Linked DNA regions of Mus musculus: region 2 is linked to region 1. Evidence: chromatin loops called from intact Hi-C (ENCODE). Cell type or tissue: left cerebral cortex. All regions are shown on one strand.

The links. Peaks named below come from ENCODE experiments on the same cell type or tissue, not always from the same donor. Only the 100,000 strongest peaks of a DNase experiment are listed, where the experiment ranks them.
Region 2: it touches region 1 in a loop (2.5-fold over the local background); 2 of 42 quality-filtered maps call a loop at or near these places.

What each region holds. Positions count from the first base shown.
Region 1 is chr11:72,923,926-72,928,925 of GRCm38, reverse strand. It overlaps Zzef1 (zinc finger, ZZ-type with EF hand domain 1), which reads right to left. Exons shown (of 55, transcript NM_001045536.2): 55 at 1,806-4,289. The coding sequence ends at 4,209. Among named protein-coding and RNA genes, the nearest start is that of Gm34704, 14 kb to the left of the region's middle. In left cerebral cortex, a CTCF peak has its summit at 2,236 (motif pointing left); DNase peaks (open chromatin) are centred at 256, 2,243 and 3,745.
Region 2 is chr11:72,762,200-72,767,199 of GRCm38, reverse strand. Ankfy1 (ankyrin repeat and FYVE domain containing 1) reads right to left here. Exons shown (of 25, transcript NM_009671.5): 24 at 2,333-2,423. It overlaps Gm46287 (a long non-coding RNA gene), which reads right to left and starts at 2,326. Exons shown (of 4, transcript XR_001780259.1): 1 at 2,210-2,326; 2 at 1,248-1,538; 3 at 335-608; 4 at 1-85. In left cerebral cortex, no CTCF peak of the experiment used is centred here; a DNase peak (open chromatin) is centred at 2,746.

The DNA.
Region 1 (5,000 bases):
AACATTACATTATACCTGATTAAAATGCACAATAGTATGTTAACCTTAAAAATTAAATTTAAAATGTAAAAGGAATTTTAGTCAGCTGACTCTTCTCACTTCTGCTGTGAATTTCTGTCCTAATAACAGTGTCGCCACCATACTTTAGGGTGTCTCACCTGGTGTAGTGGCTGAGCAGCTGTGTTGACAGGACTCACAGTGGCTACGTGGGGATTTCCCAGACATGGCATCTGCCCAGTTGTCATGGATACAGGTTGCTCAGCAGTTCTGAGATAGCAGCCCATAAGGACATGAGTCTTCCAAGTAGCTTTTTAAACATGAAGGCAAATTGTGGTTGACAGCTTAGGGAAGCCTCCCATGAAGGGGCACAGAGAGAGGCTCTTCAGAGGGAGCAGGCACTGCCACCTTGAGAGCAAACATCCTGGAAGATTAGGAGAGGCGAGGAGAGACAGACAAACTGACTGTCCACCTTCAGGCCATAGAGTTTCTCTTTCCCCAGAGTCAGATGCAACCCTTAGCTTTCCCGGTTTTATAGGCTGGTGAATTCTCCTTTTCAATTTAATTAGTTTGGGGCCAGCAGCACAGCTTGGCAGGTAAAGGCCCTCACTGCCAAGCCTACTGACCTGAGTGTACTGCCCGGGACCCTGGTGAGAGAGAAGAGATTCTTTTAGGTTGCTCTGCGACCTCCACAGATTGTGTGGATTAGATGCATATGCATACAAACAAATTCAGTTTGGAGTTTAACTTAAATATGGAGAAAGCGCACTGAATTCTGGAACCGTGCCTTCAAAGTGAGTCTCAATTCCTTTTGAGCTGAGGGAAGGTACAATAGCCAAGAATCCCTAAGAAAGAATTTGCTAATGGCTGCCATTTGCTTGACTGGACCTTGTCAGTGGCCTTGTTACTGCAGGAAGTGTTTATACATTTTCTTCTCATACATTGCTGATATTTTAAAAATTATATCTCTATCTAGTATGTCTCTGTATGTGGGTGTTAGAAGACAACTTTTAAGACTCTATTCACTTCTTTCTGGGTTCAAATTCAGGTTATCAGGCTGGACTGCAAGCCTCTTCACCCACTGAGCCATCTCAGTGGCCCTTAAACTCTTGAAGGCTTGAGACACTTTAGTAGTGGATATATATATATATATATATATATACATATATATTCCTATTTAATAGGACTATGTCGATAGTTCTTCCTGGAACAGTTTTGTAAGTTTAAACTGTTGCCTAAATTTGGGTCAGAAAATTTATTTTCATCACTACTTCATAAATATTTTGCTGTTATTAATCATAATGTAAATATCTGCTATGCAGGATATCTGTTGTACGACCCCTGTGAAAGGATCATTTGACCTCCAAAGGGGTCGTGACAGGCTGAGAACACTGCCCTAGAGCCTCCTAGCAGGTATCAGTGGCTTGCTACCCTGACCTCAAGAGGAGATGGGAAAGGAAGCATCCATATGAGAGTACTAGGATGGCACCCAAGGAAGGCACCACCCGAGGATGGATCCCCTGGTTGACCACAATGAAGGGCAAGGCTCACAGTTCTGTCAACAAAGGTTGGGCCCTGAAGGGTCTTCTGGACTTCTTCCCATAAGCAGGCAGTGATGAGGTTCTGTAAATCCCATTTGTTTGGCCAGGCATACACTTCAAAATATATTTCATAAGAGAAACTGAAGGGCCAGACATGAGAGACATGGGCAAGGGACTGTGGGTTTGAGGCCAGCCTGGGGGATATGGCAAGGTCTTTCCACAGGGGAAAGGGGGCAGGGAAGGAAAGAGAAAAGGGAGAAATCCACACAGAGTTGTACTTTTTTATATAGAATTTTTACAATATATTTCTCTTCATTTGCATATCTTATCCACAACTTAAAACATTCCTTTTACAGGCTGAACTCACTCAGCTGATATAATCAAAATTCTTTCACTCAACCAAATAAGAAAAATTCAAAATCGTAAACCCGTAAGAAAACAAATTAAAAACGATGATGAAAATAAGTCACTCCTCTCATTAGAACAGTGTCTGTACAATATATCTGATTTGGAACAGAATTCTTTATAGATTAGGCACATGTTTCCACGACCCCTTATGCCTGCCAGTTTTGTCTCCGTCCAGGCAGTCTTGCCTCCTAAGAGTCAAGGGGATATTGGCCTTGATGGAAATCCTTTGGGACCTCCTGCCCCGGCTGGGGTCAGGAGACATTGGCCTGGCTCAGCAGTGCCACCCAGTGGCCTAGAGAAGCAGAGGCAGTGGGCTGCAGGTGGCCAGGTCAGGAGGGACCCTGTCCGGTCAGAGAGCAGCTGTGGTGTGTGAAGAAGGGCAAACTTAAGCTCATTCTATGCAAACTGAAGCACGTAGAGAAAACAGCAAGCAGTGAGTGGAGAGGAGCTATGGAGTCCAGCGTTTATTTACAGTTGCTCTTCCCGATGGGAGGGTGGGAGGAGAGCTGGGGCCACTGTCCCAAGGGAGGTCTCCAGCCTTGCCCTGCCCTGTCCACCTGCTCTCTCTGCTCAGTCTGAGGTGTGGAGGAGTGTGAGTGTGCCATCTCCTCCCCCATCTTCTAACTGCTGTGTGGTCTGAGCCACCGCGAGTGAAGCCTCTTCACCATGCACTTGTTCTGACTCTCATCCGAGACCTACTTGGAGGGAATGGCGTGCAACGGGAGACTTCTCTGGGGTTTAGGCCGCTTGCAAAGCGTAGGTGCTTTGGCAAAGAGCAAAAGGTGAGAAAGAGGTTCCTCTGGGCCAGCAGACACCATGTCCAATACCATGGGACCTGGACCAAGTTCCCTCTGATGTCAGGGTGGTGGACCATAGGTCACTCCATTTGTTTCTGCTTTTATAACCCATCCCCTCCCATTCTGTGGCCACTTTTCCTGTGTGCTGGGGTTCATCAGATAACCTAATTCTATGACTGGGCAGGAAGTGGTGCCAGAAGGCATAGCACCTTTGCACAAGATGCTCCCACACCTGCAGGTTCAGGTTCTGCCAATGCAGTCCTTTGCCAACTCCCAGAAGAGTCTTCAGAGGCCAAAGGGGCAAGCTTGGTCACAGCAAAAGCCAGCCAAATGTGGCCCTGGCTCTTAGGAGCCTTTTTTTTTTTTTTTTTTATTTGCATTCTGCCTGTGAGGTGGGATATGCCTCTGGCCAGATGCCTGCCCTTCAACAGCAGGTGCCTCAGGATTCTTCCTGAAAGTCCACGGCCTGCTGCTGACCCAGCATCCTACTCTGTGGCTCTGGGGAAAAAGGTCATCAGCACACAGGGCAATGCTAAAACCATAGAAGGAAATACGCAAAAGCTTCACTAAAACTAACGTAGTTATTGCTAGGCAGGGGATGGCCAAACAACCAGGCAGGAGGTTCAAGGTCGTAGGCTGCTGATCACCATGACCTTGGAGCAGAAGTATAATCAGGTGTGTCCTGACTCCTGAACAAAGGCTCCTCTGAGGGCACTGCCTGCACTGCAGGTGCTGGAGAGCCCCTCCATTTCTGTCACTTCCACACATGCCAGTTTGCCCCTAGGCATTCCCTAGGGGACCTCTCAGGGAGTCGATGTGGTTCTCTTCTAAAACCATGAGGGGAAATGAAAACTAAAACAATGAAGGAACAAAGATGTGTGCGGGGAGCTGCTGCACAGTGACAAGCAAAGCCTGCCAGCTGCTCCCAGGGACACCTGCTCTCACTGTGAGTTGGCCAGCTAAGCTGTGGCAAGAAGATTGCTTGGGAACTGGAGGTGGCTGGGAGGTGCTCATGTTGGTTATGGGCTGGTGTCCCAACTGGGCCACTGCTGCTGCAAGCTGCAAGTCTTACTGCAAAGGTAGCTCTGGGTGGATGGTGCCTTCTCCTGATGGCAAGCCTAGGCAGCTCCCACTCAGTGGAGACAGAATCCTTTCAGAGACGGCTTCCAGGTCTTCAGTGCTGTGACTCCCCTGGAGGAGACTGGCCTCTAGTCTCTATTCTCTGAATAACTTTCCCAAGGCCTCTTGATGCTCTTTCTGAGCCACTCTACACTGCTGTGCCTTTTTGGACATGTGGCGCCTGCAGTGGGCCTTTTTGATGAGGCGGCTGCTTGGCCAGATGGGAGCAGGGGGTGGGCTCAAAGAGAGCTGGGTGCAGAGGCTTCAGGGGTTTCCTGAGCAAGGTTGGAGGTCTGCTATAAACCCCTGTAGACAAATGATCAAGTCCATGCATATCACACTGAGGCTAACACTCAACATTCCAGAGGCGGGTGGCCTTGTTTGGGTAGTTGATGGCCAGGCTGATAGCAGCAATGTTCTGCAGAGCCTATGGAGGGAAAGAGCAGTTATCAATATCAAGAGCCACTGACTTCCTCATCCTTGAGTCTAAGTTCCTCAGCTGGAGGGTGATAAGGTGAGCCAGAGGTAGTCCCCCTTACCCAGTGGCTCACAAGTAGAATGAGAAAGAAAACAAAACCAAAGCCCACAGGAAAACCCTGGGTAAGTAATAAAACAACCATGGCCATGGTGTGGTAGCAGTCTAGTTGCTGAAGCAGGGGTCTGGGAAAGCCATAGAAAGGAACAGAAGGGGAGCACAAAGGTTCACACAAGAGGTGAACAGCTAGTGCTAGAGAAGTACCCATGGGGAGCTCAGAACACTGCGGGGAAAGCAGCTGTCCCAGAAGGACATGGCTAGAAGGCAGAACTTCAGGGAAGAGACTGGCAAGCTGTGGGGAGGGCCACAGGGGAAGGGGGATGAGATATGCATGGGCAAGCATGAGGGCCAGTCAAGCCCATGGAGAGAAAGCTGGTGCTCACCACACATCAAAATCTCTTATAGCACATCAAGAAAGCAAGGGCCGTAGTAGCCAGTGCAGCTGGCTGCTAAGAGACCTCAGCAGCCCCACCTGCTCTTTCCCCTGCTTTAGTAGGGGAGCCCCAGTTCCGAGCAAAACACTTCTAACCTTCCACATAGAGCCTTCCTTGAAGGATTAGGCTCTGGGAAGAGTCCCAGGTGGATGCCTAGCTGAGAAACGTT
Region 2 (5,000 bases), 160 kb after region 1:
GTCCTATCATCTCCCCACTCAGTCAGTCCTATCATCTCCCCACTCAGTCAGTCCCATCATCTCCCCACTCAGTCAGTCCTATCATCTCCCCACTCAGTCAGTCCTATCACCTCCCCACTCAGTCAGTCCCATCACCTCCCCACTCAGTCAGTCCTATCACCTCCCCACTCAGTCAGTCCAATCATCTCCCCACTCAGTCAGTCCAATCATCTCCCCACTCAGTCAGTCCTATCACCTCCCCACTCAGTCAGTCCTATCACCTCCCCACTCAGTCAGTCCTATCACCTCCCCACTCAGTCAGTCCTATCACCTCCCTCTCAGTCAGTCCTATCACCTCCCCACTCAGTCAGTCCTATCATCTCCCCACTCAGTCAGTCCTATCATCTCCCCACTCAGTCAGTCCAATCATCTCCCCACTCAGTCAGTCCTATCATCTCCCCACTCAGTCAGTCCTATCATCTTCCCACTCAGTCAGTCCAATCATCTCCCTACTCAGTCAGTCCTATCACCTCCCCACTCAGTCAGTCCTATCACCTCCCTCTCAGTCAGTCCTATCATCTCCCCACTCAGTCAGTCCTATCATCTCCCCACTCAGTCAGTCCTATCACCTCCCCACTCAGTCCTATCATCTCCCCACTCAGCAGTCCTATCACCTCCCCACTCAGTCAGTCCTATCACCTCCCCACTCAGTCAGTCCCATCACCTCCACACTCAGTCAGTCTCATCATCTCCCCACTCAGTCAGTCCTATCACCTCCCCACTCAGTCCTATCATCTCCCCACTCAGTCAGTACCATCACCTCCCCACTCAGTCAGTCCTATCACCTCCCCACTCAGTCAGTCCTATCACCTCCCCACTCAGTCAGTCCAATCATCTCCCCACTCAGTCAGTCCAATCATCTCCCCACTCAGTCAGTCCTATCACCTCCCCACTCAGTCAGTCCTATCACCTCCCCACTCAGTCAGTCCTATCACCTCCCTCTCAGTCAGTCCTATCACCTCCCCACTCAGTCAGTCCCATCATCTCCCCACTCAGTCAGTCCTATCACCTCCCTCTCAGTCAGTCCTATCATCTCCCCACTCAGTCAGTCCTATCATCTCCCCACTCAGTCAGTCCTATCATCTCCCCACTCAGTCAGTCCAATCATCTCCCCACTCAGTCAGTCCTATCATCTCCCCACTCAGTCAGTCCTATCATCTCCCCACTCAGTCAGTCCAATCATCTCCCCACTCAGTCAGTCCTATCACCTCCCCACTCAGTCAGTCCTATCACCTCCCTCTCAGTCAGTCCTATCATCTCCCCACTCAGTCAGTCCTATCATCTCCCCACTCAGTCAGTCCTATCACCTCCCCACTCAGTCCTATCATCTCCCCACTCAGTCAGTCCTATCACCTCCCCACTCAGTCAGTCCTATCACCTCCCCACTCAGTCAGTCCCATCACCTCTACACTCAGTCAGTCCCATCATCTCCCCACTCAGTCAGTCCTATCACCTCCCCACTCAGTCCTATCATCTCCCCACTCAGTCAGTCCTATCACCTCCCCAGTCAGTCAGTCCTATCACCTCCCCACTCAGTCAGTCCTATCATCTCCCCACTCAGTCAGTCCTATCATCTCCCCACTCAGGCAGTCCTATCACCTCCCCACTCAGTCAGTCCTATCACCTCCCCACTCAGTCAGTCCTATCACCTCCCCACTCAGTCAGTCCTATCATCTCCCCACTCAGTCAGTCCTATCATCTCCCCACTCAGTCAGTCCTATCACCTCCCCACTCAGTCAGTCCTATCATCTCCCCACTCAGTCAGTCCTATCACCTCCCCACTCAGTCAGTCCTATCATCTCCCCACTCAGTCAGTCCTATCATCTCCCCACTCAGTCAGTCCTATCATCTCCCCACTCAGTCAGTCCCATCATCTCCCCACTCAGTAAGTCCAATCATCTCCCCACTCAGTCAGTCCTATCATCTCCCCACTCAGTCAGTCCCATCATCTCCCCACTCAGTCAGTCCTATCATCTCCCCACTCAGTCAGTCCTATCATCTCCCCACTCAGTCAGTCCCATCATCTCCCCACTCAGTCAGTCCTATCATCTCCCCACTCAGTCAGTCCTATCATCTCCCCACTCAGTCAGTCCTATCACCTCCCCACTCAGTCAGTCCTATCACCTCCCCACTCAGTCCTATCATCTCCCCACTCAGTCAGTCCTATCACCTCCCCACTCTTCTGCCCAGAAGGCCCTGGCTCTGAAGGGTTCATGGCTCACTGTGGACAAGTATGGAAGTGATGACATCAGTTGAAGTCCCTACTCCTTGGCACATGACAGTGCAGTCTTACCAGTGATGTTTTCGAGTTGTGACTCCAAACTTGGCAGTACATTCATAGCAGTTGGAGCCGTCACACCATGGAGGCTCTTTGGAGAGCATATCTGTAACATACCGAAGACTACTTGTTAAACTGATATGTTGATTAGACCAGACTCCAGGAGTAGGACATAGAGCAGTGGGCTGCATTAGATTTTGGGAAGAGTGTGACATTCCAACTCTTCTAGCTTCACAGAGGAGCCTGGAGAATAAGCACTTGCCAGGCAGGTTAGAACGAAAGGAAACCCAGCTGGAGGTGCGACTCAGCACCGAGTAAAGGGCAATGTACAGTGAGGACAGCAGAGACCACACCACAGAAAACTTGGCAAGGCTGAAGGGCTGGCAGCACAGTAGAGAGAGCCAAAACAAAGGAAATGAGGAGGAAGAATCTCTGGATTTGGGGGTTGTTTGAACAGACGTGTGGGATGTGTGAACAACAAAGAGACACAGGGATTCACAGATTTCTGGAGTGACTCAGTCTGGTGGGTCCAACAGAGAGATGGCCTGAAGAACTAATGCAGAGAAGCTGCAGCAGCACTTCCTAAGTAGCTAACCTGTCCAGGTAGAGTGCTGCTGCTCTGGACAGGGAGAAGTGGCAAGTGGGTTAGTCACACGGAAGCAGCACTGCTACAGGCTGCTGAGTGCTGGAAAGACCGACCAAGTGTATAGCATAGGAAAAATTAAGACTACATATCAACAGTACAAAGCTTTCCAAAAAAATGTTTACACACACACACACACACACACACGCACACACACCCCTATATTTATTATTAGCAGGGCTAGAGAGATGACTCAGTGGTTAAGGACTTCAATCTCAAGGACTATCCCTCTGGTCTCTAAGGGTACCTGCATGAAAGAGATGCATATAAAGTCACACAAGTACACAAGTTTATATAAATTTAGAAATCCTTTAAAAATAAATGTATTTTTTTCCTCCAAAAACCCTTTCCCTTCATTTTATTTGTATATTTATGAGCATTCTATCTGCACGTACGTCTCTGTACCATGTACGTACATAAAGGATGGCAGAAGAGGAGTGTCAGATCCTTTGACACCGGAATTATAAATGGCTGTGAGCTACCATGACTATGTGGGAAAGGGAAGCTCAAAGGGATCCTCAAGGAGCAGGCAGCTCTAAGTCATCTCTCTAGCCCTGTTTAACAAAATCCTTAAGAATAAAGCAGCGTGAGTGTGCCATGGTGTGTGTGGCAAACAGAGGACAGTCTGTGGAGTCACTTCTCTCCTCCCTTTATGTGGCTTCTGGGCAGAGTCAGGTCACCAGGCTTGTGCAGTAAGCACTTCACTGGCTGAGCCATCTTGCTGGCCCTCTAAACAAGTTTAGACACTTGACAAACTGTATTTCTGGGATATGGTATGAGGATCTGATGTGCCAATATCTTTAAAACCTTAGCATTCTTTGTGTCATACGTGAATTCCTTTTTCCAATTTGCTGGTCCACATCCACAGGGGAGGTGAGACAGGAAGTGCTTGACAGTTTTTCCACATAGCCACTGGGTGGGTGCTGGGCTTCAGGGGAGCACTGAGACACCACTCCAGGAGTGGGAAATGGAGTCAGAGGTGGTGGAGAAGCTGGAGCTGGTTCAGGGGTCCCCAGGCCTGTGATGAGGGCAGGGCTGTGGGGTTCTCTGACTCTTGGACATCCAGGTGCCACTGGGAGTTGTGGAAGAGCAGAGAACAGAGTCTGGTCTCAACCTGCCCTACCCACCAAGCTTTCTGGCATGGTTTTATATCCCACACTAGTTCTTCATAAAATGGCTATCAGGATAGTAGCACTAACATGCTGTAGAACACCAGAACTTATTCTGTAAAGCATCCAATGTGCTCTGTCCATCTCCTTCCTTCTTAGTGCTCACTATTTTCATTTTCTGTCATTGCCACCCCTAATTTGCTATATGGCTCAGATTGGCCTTGAATGTGTTTTAAAAATTGTTTATTAGTGGGGTGTGGGAGTGTTATGCAAGTACAGCTTGCCTTAGGAGGTTAAGAGCAACTGTATAGAGTCAGTTGCCTCCTTCACCTATGTAGTGCTTTGAATATTTATGGCCCCCACAGACTCATGTCTTTGGATGCCTAGGCAATAAGAAGTGGCACAATTAGGAGGTATGGCCTTGCTGGAGTAGGTATGTCACTGTTGGGGCAGGCTTTGAGGTCTCCTATGCTCAAGCTATGCCCAGTATGACAGTCTCCTGGTTGTATATGGATCAAGATGTAGAACTCTCAGCTCCATTTGCAACACCATATCTGCCTGCATGCTGCATATTTCCTGCCAAAATCATAACGGACTAAACCTCTGAAACTGTAAGCCAGCCCCACTTAAATGTTTCCTTTAGAAGAGTTTGATGTGGTCATGATGTCTCTTCACAGGAATAAAACCAAAACTAAAATAACCTTTACCTGGGTCCTGGGGTCAAACTCAGGTTTCCAGACTTGAGTATATGCACCTTTACCCACACGGCCATTTTGAAGGCCTGGGGCCTTCAATTTTTTTGTTCTTTTTCATAATTTAATCTGTATGAGTGGTTTGCCTGCATGTAGGTATATTACATGTGTACGTTGTCCATAGAGGCCAGAAGAGAGCCCAGGATTCCCACCTGGGACTAGACCCCAGGTCTCTTTAG